2 separate regions of the Homo sapiens genome follow, and region 1 is linked to region 2. A link is an interaction called in ENCODE POLR2A ChIA-PET data of the cell type or tissue named here. Cell type or tissue: OCI-LY7. All regions are shown on one strand. Links, peaks and the distances in the headings refer to the core of each region. The heading gives the core; the rest is flanking DNA.

Evidence for each region. ChIA-PET counts read pairs that join two places held together with the same protein. Peaks named below come from ENCODE experiments on the same cell type or tissue, not always from the same donor. Only the 100,000 strongest peaks of a DNase experiment are listed, where the experiment ranks them.
Region 1: POLR2A ChIA-PET joins it to region 2 with 5 read pairs; 4 of 35 experiments call an interaction of 5 or more read pairs at or near these places.

What each region holds. Positions count from the first base shown.
Region 1 is chr16:21,305,035-21,310,024 of GRCh38, reverse strand. It overlaps the pseudogene ABCA15P. Among named protein-coding and RNA genes, the nearest start is that of CRYM, 29 kb to the right of the region's middle. In OCI-LY7, for the core only: no CTCF peak of the experiment used is centred there; no DNase peak of the experiment used is centred there.
Region 2 is chr16:20,872,227-20,878,589 of GRCh38, reverse strand. The region is part of intron 1 of DCUN1D3 (defective in cullin neddylation 1 domain containing 3); the gene reads left to right. Among named protein-coding and RNA genes, the nearest start is that of DCUN1D3, 25 kb to the left of the region's middle. RefSeq lists a silencer at 2,932-3,011 and enhancers at 3,658-3,877, 4,128-4,227. In OCI-LY7, for the core only: CTCF peaks have their summits at 3,348 and 3,549 (motif pointing right); DNase peaks (open chromatin) are centred at 3,599 and 3,929; H3K4me3 peaks cover 1,846 bases; H3K27ac peaks cover 2,172 bases.

The DNA.
Region 1 (4,990 bases), core at 954-4,953, 430 kb before region 2:
AAAATACTAGCAAACTGAATTCAACAGCATATTAAAAGGATCATTCACTCACCACAATAAAGTGAGACTTATCTTTGAGATCCAAGGATGGTTCAACATATGCAAGTAAATATTAATACACCACATTAACAGAATAAAGGACAAAGACCATATATTATCTCAACAGATGCAGAAGAAGCATTTGACAAAATTCAATATCCTTTCATGATAAAAACTCTAACCATATTAGGCACTGAAGGAATGTAACTCAACACAATAAAGACTATATATGACAAGCTCACCATTAATATCATACACAAGAGTAAAAAATAGAAAGCTTTTTCCAAAAGTATCTCAGGAAAGGTACAAAGATGTCCACTCTTACGACTCCTATTCAATATAGTAATGGAAGACCTAGCCAGAGCAATCAGGCAAAAAAAGAAAGAGAAGCCATCCAAATTGGAAAAGAAGAAGCCAAATGGTTCCTGTTTGCAGATAACATGAAAACCCTAAAATGTCAGTGAAAACACTGCTAGAACTAATAAAATACAATAAAGTTACAGGATATAAAGTCAACATACAAAAATAATAGTTTCAGCCGGGCATGGTGGCTCACACCTGTAATCTCAGCACTTTGGGAGGCTGAAGCAATTGGCTCACTTGAAGTCAGAAGTTCAAGACCAGCCTGACCAACATGGTGAAACCCCATCTCTACTAAAAATACAAAGTTAGCCAGGCATGGTAGCACACATCTGTAATCCCAGCTACTTGGGGGACTGAGACAGGAGAATCACTTGAATCTGGGAGGCGGAGGTTGCAGTGAGCCGAGATTTCGCCATTGCACTCCAGCCTGGGAAACAAAAGCGAAACTGTCTCAAAAAAAAAAAAAAAAAAGTTTCTATACATTAGCATTAAACCATCTGAAGTGAAATAAAAAAGGCAACTGTATTTACGATAGCTATGAAAAATACTTATGAACAAATATAGCCAAGGAAGTGAAAGAGCTGTATATTGAAAATCATAAAACATTGATGAAAGAACTTGAAGACACAAATAAAAAGAAAGATATTCCATGTTCATGGATTGAAACAATATTGTTAAAATGTCCATACTACCAAAAGTGATCTACAGATTGAATGCAATCCCTATCAAAATCCCAATGACACTTTTCAAAGAAATAGATTAAAAGTCATAAAATTTTTATTGTACCACAAAACCCCAAATATCTAAAACATTTTTGAGGAAAATGAACAAAATGGAGGCATCATACTTCCTGACTTCAAAATATATTACAAATCTACAGTAATCAAAACAGCATGGTACTGCTATAAAAACAGACACATAGACCAAAGGAAGACAATAGATAGCCCCAAAATAAACTCACACATTTACCACCAATTAATGGATTTTTGACAAAGATGCCAAGAACACACAATGGGAGAAAAGATAGTGTCTTTAATAAATGGAGTTTAGAAATGTGGATTATACATGCAAAAGAATGAAATTAGACTCTTATACCATGTACAAAATCAACTCAAAATGGATTAAATTCTTTTTTTTTTTCCTTTTCTTTTTTTTGAGACAGAGTCTCACTCTGTCGCCCAGGCTGGAGTGCGGTGGCATGATCTCCGCTCACTGCAAGCTCTGCCTCCCAGGTTCATGCCATTCTCCTGCCTCAGCCTCCCGAGTAGCTGGGACTACAGGCACCCACCACCACGTGGGCCTGGCTAATTTTTTGTATTTTTAGTAGAGACAGGGTTTCACTGTGTTAGCCAGGATGGTCTCGATCTCCTGACCTCGTAATCTGCCTGCCTCGGCCTCCCAAAGTGCTGGGATTACAGGCGTGAGCCACCACGCCTGGCCATTCGGATTAAATTCTTAAATGTAATACCTGAAACTATAAAACTACTAGAAGACAACGTATAGGAAAAGCTGTGCAACTAGCTCTACCAAATATTAAAACATACTATAAAGTCTCTGTAGTTAAAAATGTGTTGTACTGGTACGTAAATTGAAAGACAGCCAAATGGAACAGAATAGAAAGTCTAGAAATAAACCAAAATACATATAGAAATTTAGTTTATTATATAGGTAACATCCCAACTAACTGGGAAAAAATTCTACTTTATAGTAAATGGTGTTGTAACAAATGGATAGTCATTTGGAAAAATATAAAATGTGGGAGTGGGAAAAGTCTCCATGAATCAAAATCTAGTATCAAGATAAGTCTGATAACATAGTACTTACAAATATGTTTTATGAAGTAAATGTCAACACAAAGCCAAAAGATAAATAACAAACTGGGAGAAAATAACTTGTATCACAGATAAAGGGCTAATCTCTCATATATATATATACACATATATATATACATATATATACACATATATATACGTATATATATACACATATATATATATATACGTATATATATACACATATATGTATATATACACACATATATACACATATATGTATATATACACACATATATATACATATATATATATGAAGAGGTCTATAAATTGAAGGGGGAGGGATAACCATTAGAAAAATGAAAAAAAAATTTGTTTAATTTATTTGTAGATTCTGGATATTAGCCCTTTGTCAGATGGATTGCAAAAATGTTCTCCCCATCAAAAAGTGGGTGATAGATATGAACAGACACTTCTCAAAAGAAGACATTTATGCAGCCAACAAACATATGGAAAAAAGCTCATCATCACTGGTCATTAGAGAAATGCAAATCAAAGCCACAATGAGATACCATCTTATGCCAGTTAGAATGGTGATCATTAAAAAGCCAGGAAACAACAGATGCTGGAGAGGATGTGGAGAAATAGGAATGCTTTTACACTGTTGGTGGAAGTATAAATTAGTTCAACCATTGTAGAAGACAGTGTGGTGATTCCTGAAGGATCTAGAACTAGAAATACCATTTGACCCAGCAATCCCATTACTGGGTGTATACCCAAAGGATTATAAATCATTCTACTATAAAGATACGTGCACACGTACGTGAATTGCACTATTCACAATAGCAAAGACTTGGAACCAACCTAAGTGTACACCAATGACAGACTGGATAAAGAAAGTGTGGCATATATGCACCATGGAATACTATGCAGCCATAAAAAGGATGAGTTCATGTTCTTTGCAGGGACATGGATGAAGCTGGAAGCCATCATTCTAAGCAAACTAACACAAGAACAGAAAACCAAACACCCCATGTTCTCACTCATAAATGGGAGTTGAACAGTGAGAACACATGGACGCAGGGAGGGCAGCATCACACACTGGAGCCTGTCGGTGGGTGGAGGGCTAGGGGAGGGACAGCATTAGGAGAAATACCTAATGTAGTGATGGGTTGATGGGTGCAGCAAACCACCATGGCACGTGTATACCTATGTAACAAAACTGCACGTTCTGTACATGTACCCCAGAACTCAAAGTATAATAAAAAAAATTTGAAAAATGAAAAAAAAAAACAGTTCAAAGAAAAATAGTCCTCAAACATAACAAAAGATCCTCATATTCACTCATAACCATAGTGTCAATTAAAACTGACAAGTCATTACTTACTTTCAGAAGCTTTACAACACATTGTAGGTGAGCCTTTATGAAAATAAATACAATCCCATCAAAGTTCCAATAAGCAACTGTGTAGAAATTCTAGTGCTGGAATAGTCAAAAACAACTTTAGAAAAGAACAAAACTAGAGGTCTTATACTATCTGATTTCAAGATATATAAAATTACTGTAATTAAAACTGTGTGGTATTGGTGAAGACACAGATACATACATCAATGAAACTGAACGGAGTCCAGAAATAGACCCACACTAAGATGGTCAATTTTTTTTTCCCACAAAAGTACCAAGGGAACAAAGAGAAGTCTTTAAAAAAAACAGTGCTGGAATAACTGAATATCCTTATGGGGGAAAAACAATAGCACCAACTTTACCTCATACTAGGAACAAGAAATTAACTCGAGATGGGTCACAGACCTAAATGAAGGAAGCTAAAAGTACAAATTTAAAAGAAAACAGGAGGAATGAATAAAATGAAGAAACTTAGGAGAAAATCTCTGTTACCTTCAAGGGGGTAGGGATTTCTTACTTTGCATACCCAAGGTATGAGCCATAAAGGAAAAATTGGTAAATTAAACTCCATTAAAATACAAAAAAAAAAATGTACTCTTGTAAAGATACTGCTAAGGAAACAGAAATGCAAGTGGAGAAAGAAAATATTCATAATACATATCTAATAAAGAATTTTATTCACAATAGGTATTTATTCACAATACATATCTGATAAAAAATACAAAAAAAATTAGCCAGGTGTGGTGGCACATGCCTGTAACCTTAGCTACTCAGGAGGCTGGGGTGGGAGGATTGCTTGAACCTGGGAGGCAGAGGTTGCAGTGAGCTGAGATCACACCACTGCACTCCAGCCTGGGCAAACAGAATACGTAAAGAATTCATACAAAACTACAGGGGCAGAAAACAGACCAGCAGTTGTCGAGGTCTAGGCATGGGAGGATTTCACAAAGGGGTACAAGGAAGACAAAGTAAGATACCCAAAATAGTATCTTCTGCATGATTCCATTCATATAAAGGTATAGGCAAAAATGACATCAATGGTTATAGGGGAGGGGTTTGTGATTGATTAGGAAAGGGCAAGAGGGAATTTTCTGGTGTTACAGAAATGTTCTGTGTCTTGATTAGGTGTGCACATTCTTTGAAACTGATCAAACTGTCACTCAAAATCTGAGCACTTCATTTCATGTAAACTGTATCTCAATAGAAAAACATTTTAGAAATCATTACAATTGCTATATACTGGATACAGACAATAATCTTAAACTACCCAGTGGTGGGGATGGTATCTTGTTCTCCTTTGTCTCTCAAACACCATGGAGCTTAGTGCATTGTGCATTGTTTTATATAAAGCACACGGCCCTGCAAATCTCAATTAATACATGATTAATTTTTTTTTTTTTTTGAGATGGAG
Region 2 (6,363 bases), core at 1,163-5,162:
GATGCCTTTATTTGTTGAGGTGGGGAAGATGCAGTTCAGACCAGCAGCCTGAGGCTTTTCACTGGAGTGTTCCCAGTTGGTGAGCCCCTTGGTCTTCCTAGAGTGCAGTGCATGGCTGTGGCTTCAGTAAACCCTTGGACATAACACCCTGACTGAAAAGAGAGGCAGAAGTGATTTCCATTAATGTGAATTTTTTCTAAGATCCTGAGGTACAGGTCAAAAAGAGACATGACAGGTTGAACATCTCCCTATGTCAGCTTCATATTCTGGCTTTTGCTGTATTTGAGGTGAAAATTAGCTTGTGAAGTGAGGAGAGATGGACCTGTGTACTGCTGGCTGAGAAGCTGTGTTTGTATCACATTATCTGAGAAACTCATAAGGTAAAGAATAATTGGAGTAATAAGATAATCCTCTCCTCTCTTTCCTCTCTGAAGGTAGTGGGTGCTTCGAATGGGGGGAGTCCAAGAAAAAATAGACCTTAAGAATCAGGGCTGGGCCCAGTGCTCACACCCATAAACCAAGTGCTTTGGGAGACTGAGGCAGAAGGATTGCTTGAGCCCAGGAGTTCGAGACCAGCCTGGGCAACATAGCAAGACCCTGTCTGTACAAAAATAAAAATGAAAAAAGTAGCTGGGTGTGGCACCATGTGCCTGTAGTCTTAGCTGCTTTGGGAGGCTAAGGTGGGAGGATCGTTTAAGCCCAGAAGTTTGAAGTTAACAGTGAGTTATGATTGCACCACTGCACTCTGGGCTGGCAACAGAGCCAGATCCTGTCTCTAAAAAGAAAAAATCAGCTCTTGAGAACTGAATTGAGTTCTGCATTCTTAGGACTCAACTCCCTTTACTCTTTCCTGTTGAGTGTTTGTTGACATCATCCTATAATTTGAATTGGTATAAATAGCTACCATTTATTGAGTATTAATTGTGTGTGAGAAAGTGCTAAACATCTCAGATTCAGCATTTATTCAATCACGAGTTAATATATTTAAAGCAATAAAGCCTTGTACAGAGCATGTGCTCAGTATCAGTGACTATTATTCCTTCTACAGATACTTATCAATGTGCCATGTGCCACATAGCCTAGGTGCACAGGGTAAAGTGGCGAATAAGGCAGGTAAAATGCCTGCTATTAGAGGGAGCAGGCAATAAATAAGTCAGCAAATTAGAATTTCACAGAGTTGTAAGTGCCGTGAAGAAGTAAAACAGCGTTGTGCTGAATTAGAGGGAAGTGGCATTTGGATTGGTTGAACATGGAACACATGTCAGCACGTGAACTGAGACCCATCTCATATGAAGCAGCCATTTATTCTTCACCGTGACCTTTTTTTTTTCATCGCAGAACTCAGTCCCATTTTTTTGTTAATTGATAAATAATATATGTAGTTTTGAGACATGTGATAATATGATACATTCACATTATGTGTAAAAATCAAATCAGGGTAATTGGGATATTATATCACCTTAAATATTTATCTTTTCTTTATGCCGGGATCATTTAAATTATTCTCTTCCACCTATTTTGAAATGTACATTAGATTATTGTTGACTGGAGTCACCCTACTGATTTTTCCAACGCTAGGTCTTACTTCTGTTTGTACCCACTAACCCACTTCTTTTCATCTCCCCTCCCGCTCCCCTTCCCTGCCTCTGGTAACTACCTAGAGAAGATAACTGTCTCTCTCTTCCTGAGATCCACTTTTTTAGCTCACACATGAGTGAGAACATGTGCTATTTGTCTTTCTGTGCTTGGTTTATTTCACTTAACGTAATGACCTCTAGTTCCAACCGTGTTGCCTATGACAGGGTTTCATACTTTTTTATGGCTGAATAATATTCCATTGTGTATATGTACCACATTTTCTTTATCCATTCATCCATGGATGGGCACTCAGGTGGATTCCATATTTTGGCTATTGTGAATAATGCTACAATAAACATGGGAGTGCAGATCTCTCCAGTATATTGATTTTCTTTCCTTTGCACATATACCTAGTAGTGCAATTGCTGGATCATACAGTAGTTCTATTTTCAGTTTTTTGAGGGCCCTTTATACTGTTTTCCATAGTGGCTATACTCATTAACATTTCCACCAACAGTATACGAGGGTTCCCATTTTTCCACATCCTTGCCATTCATTATTCTGTTTTTTTTTTTTTTCATAACCATTTTAACTGGGGTGAGATAATATTTCGTTGTGGCTTTTATTTACATTTCTGTGATGATTAGTGATGTTGAGCATTTTTTCGTATACCTGCTGGCTATTTTCATGTCTCCTTTTGAGAAACATCTATTCAGATCTTTTGCCCATTTAAAAATCAGATTAGAGTCGGGCACAGTGGCTCGAGCCTGTAATCCCAGCACTTTGGGAGGCTGAGGCAGGCGGATCACCTGAGGTCAGGAGTTTGAGACCAGCCTGGCCAACATGGTGAAACACTGTCTCTACTGAAAATACAAAAATGAGCTGGGCCTGGTGGCATGCGCCTGTAATCCCAGCTACTCGAGAGGCTAAGGCAAGAGAATCACTTGAACCTCGGAGGTGATTGGTTGCAGTGAGCCGAGATCATGCCACTGCACTCCAGCGTGGGTGACAGAGTGAGACTCTGTCTCAAAAAAAATAAATAAATAAAATAAAAATCAGATTATTATTATTATTATTTTGCTATTAAGTTGTTTGAGCTCCTTATATATTCTGGCTGTTAATCCCTCGTCAGATGGATAGTTTGCAGATTTTTTTTCCCATTCTGTGGATTGTCTCTTCACATTGTTGATTGTTTACTTTGCTGTGTAGAAGCTTTTTAGCTTGATATAACCCCATTTGTCTCTTTTTGCTTTGGTTGCCTGTGCTTTTAAGGTCTTACACAAAAAATCTTTGCCCAGACCAGTGTCCTAGATCATTTCCCCAGTGTTTTCTTCTAGTAGTTTCATAGTTTCATGTCTTATATTTAAATCTTCAATCCACTTTGATTTGATTTTTGTATATAGTGTGAGAGAGGGGATCTAGTTTTATTCTTCTGCATATAGTCATTTAGTTCACAGTGATTTGTTTTAGTTCCCGTTTTCAACTGAGAAGACTGAGATGGAATATGGTTAAGTGTGAGCTAGAGAGTTGGTAGAGCTGGGCTGTACAAACCTAGTCATTTTGCATCCAATGCATGTACTTTCCCTCCTGGAAGGCACATGACTATACTGGAGCAGCTGAAGGAGCTGCAATATCTGTGCAACTGGTTTTTGAGTGAGAGAATTGAATGTTGGTTGCAGAACAGTCAAGACACTGAACGCAATTCAGAAAAGTTGCATGTAATTTCATGGACCCCCTATTGTTGGATGCAACATTTGTGTGTGTGTGTGTGTGTGTGTGTGTGTGTGTGTGTGTGTGTGTGCATGAGCGCACGCAGTTTATTCTGGGGCCATAGTTGTCTTTGAGTCTTCAGACTTATTGATGACTGAAAGAACTTATGGTGCTGCTGCTTTATTTTATAAATTTTTTATGTTGTTTCTTAAAATAGGGCATAGCTGCTAGGGCAGGGTTTTAATAGACAGCATTGTGGTGGCCATTAGGTGGCAGCAATTTTGGCAGGTCATGTGGGTGGGAAGTGGGCAGGAACGAATCATCAGATGTCTTACTTTGCAAAGCTTGCAGTACCACAGTGCCTTCCAACAGGTATAGAGCTCCATTTTTAATTACCTGCTTATCTTTGCACATGTTAATGTACTCTGGGGCCTCATGCTACATGAGCATTTGTGAAAATAAGTAACTTAAAAAAAAAAATCAAAGCCTAAACCTTGGGGCCTCAAGTTTCAACCTGCAGAGAACGTATTCAAATAAAGATGTGCAAACATGAGCATTTCCTGTCAGTCTTTGAAACTTAAACACTTTCTTAATAGGCTCTTCGGCATGTAAAATCAAAGAGAAATTGTCTCAGTGATAGGAATTGAAACCAAGAGGGTAGCCAAGTTCAGGTTAGATTTGGGCTTTCAGTTTCATGGGATATGGTTTAGATCAAATACCTGTTTCAGCTGGAAGGTTGATCATGTTATTGTACAGAGAAAGACTTCTGAGAGATTTTTGCTTTCAGCCTTTCACATGGTGTCTGAATGCTGGGACGGGGTTCCTCTTTGGGAACAAGATGATGACAGCAAATATGTACACAATAGAATAAAGCTCCTGAAGTATTCTGTGGCATATCTACTTGAAGGAGGTCTAACGGTGTAAAAATTGCAATTGGAAAGATTCTTGTAGCCAGTTAGTCATACCATCTTTTAAATAGCATCCTACTGGTCCACGTAGTTATAATGGAATTTGACAGCTTTCATGAACTTGGGATCATTGGTCCTGTTGTTCAGCTAAGGGTCCTATGATATATTCGACTAGAAATTGTGGCCTAGTCAGTTGGTTCTGAACCATGAATCAGAACATCTGGCAATTAGATCTTCTCTCTCTTTGCTCTCTGAATAGAAGAGATCTGAGTGACATAGCTGTGTCTTGGTAGGGACTCTTTCAGTTGTGATAGAAAACCTGATATCTAACTTATGCAAAGGAGAGTTTGTTGGCTCACACCTGTGAAGTTCAGGCTTTGATCTTGACTCTAGGAACAGTTGGATTCAGGGTGTAAATAATGCCTTCAAAATTCAGTTTCCCTTTGTCTCTTCATACTGCTTTCCACTTGGTGATTTCATTTTTGGGTTCTACATGCATTTGAGCTGAGCCCCATGTGATAAACAGGGACCATTTAATCCTCACAGTGACCCCCTAGGCATTCTTATTTTCTCTGGTAGCTCTTTCTGGTAGCATCTCCAGCCTCCTGTATTTTCAGGGTTGAGATTCTGTCTGGCTGGCTTGTCATGGGCATATCCTGGGTCCAGTCATTAAAGCCAGGGGCATGTGAGGCCTTGGTGGGGCTGAGTCCCATAGTTCTTTATGAACCCCACCCAGCCATATGGCCGAGAGCGAGGGAAAAGGATCTGCTGGTGAAAATTGGGTAATCACCTGATGAAGAGCCTGGATGCTGGGAAGGCAGACACGTCTGCTACAAATCTGTCCTTTGACCCAGTCTGCAGCTTGACAGCCCATGTTAGTCTTCACACTAAATCCAGCCCATTGACCATTTCCAGGCATTCCACATTTCTCTTTTGAATGAGCCTCTTGCTCCCTGGGAATGTGAATCACTCAATCCATGGGCCAGACCCTTCTACCCCTGATGTTAAACCTTTGATAAGGGGACTGTTACTCATTAGACCTTAAGATGGTCATCATCTTTGTCCTCTTCTTTTCCTTGGAGGGAGTGTGAGGAGGAAGTTGATCTTCTTTTGAAAGAATAAATTGAGGAAATTTAGATATAAGTGAAAGATGTCTTTAGGATTAAGCTGCTTTTCTCCCCATTCCCCCATCATTTAAAAACACTTCCTTAAAATCCCTGGAGCCAGAATCACTGGATCATTGGATTGGTTAGTTGTTTTTTTTTTTTTTTTTGAGACAGAGTCTCGCTCTGTAGCCCAGGCTGGAGTGCAGTGGCACAGTCTTCCTCACTGCTACCTCTGCCTCCCAGGTCCCACTTCAAGCAGTTCTCCTGCCTCAGGTTCCCAAGTAGCTGGGATTACAGGCATGTGCCACCATGCCCAGCTAATTTTTGTATTTTTAGTAGAGACGGGGTTTCACCATGTTGGCCAGGCTGGTCTTGAACTCCTGACCTCGTGATCCACCTGCCTTGGCCTCCCAAAGTGCTGGGATTGCAGGCGTGAGCCACTGCGCCTAGCCTGGTTAGCCTTTTTGATGTGATTCGCAGTGAAGCAAGACTGAAAGGATATACTCCAAAATATTAACCGTAGGTGGTGAAATTAGTGATTGGCTTTTTTTTTCTTTATGCCTCTCTGTACTTTCTAAACTTCACAAAATAATTATGTAATACTTTTGAATTTGCCAGCAGGAAAGAGAGTCTAGTGACCTCACTTTTCTGACCAGGTTACTGATGTGGTTGAAAGCAGGAATTCTTTTATTGTGTGGATCTTTTCTGTCCCTCTTCCTCTTCCTGTCTGCTATGCATTAGCAGTCAACCTCCATCGTGGGGAAAAAGCTGATAAATGTGGTCTTAATGGATTTAGATTTTTTTTTTTTTTTTTAAGAATTAGCAAACATTAAGAGGTTGATTGGTTACCACGTGGTGAACCTGAGGCCTACTTAGAGGCCTTTGGCTCCCGAAACCACATATCTACATTTGTGGTCATCCAGGTGCCCTTTAAGACATTTGGATGCAGTCATTTATCATCTGTATGTTGTGTTCCTTCGTCGTCTTTGGACTCATTTCATAATTTCCTTTCTTGCCTTTTACTTAGATGCAAAAATCTAACCTTATCTCCAGTTCACTAA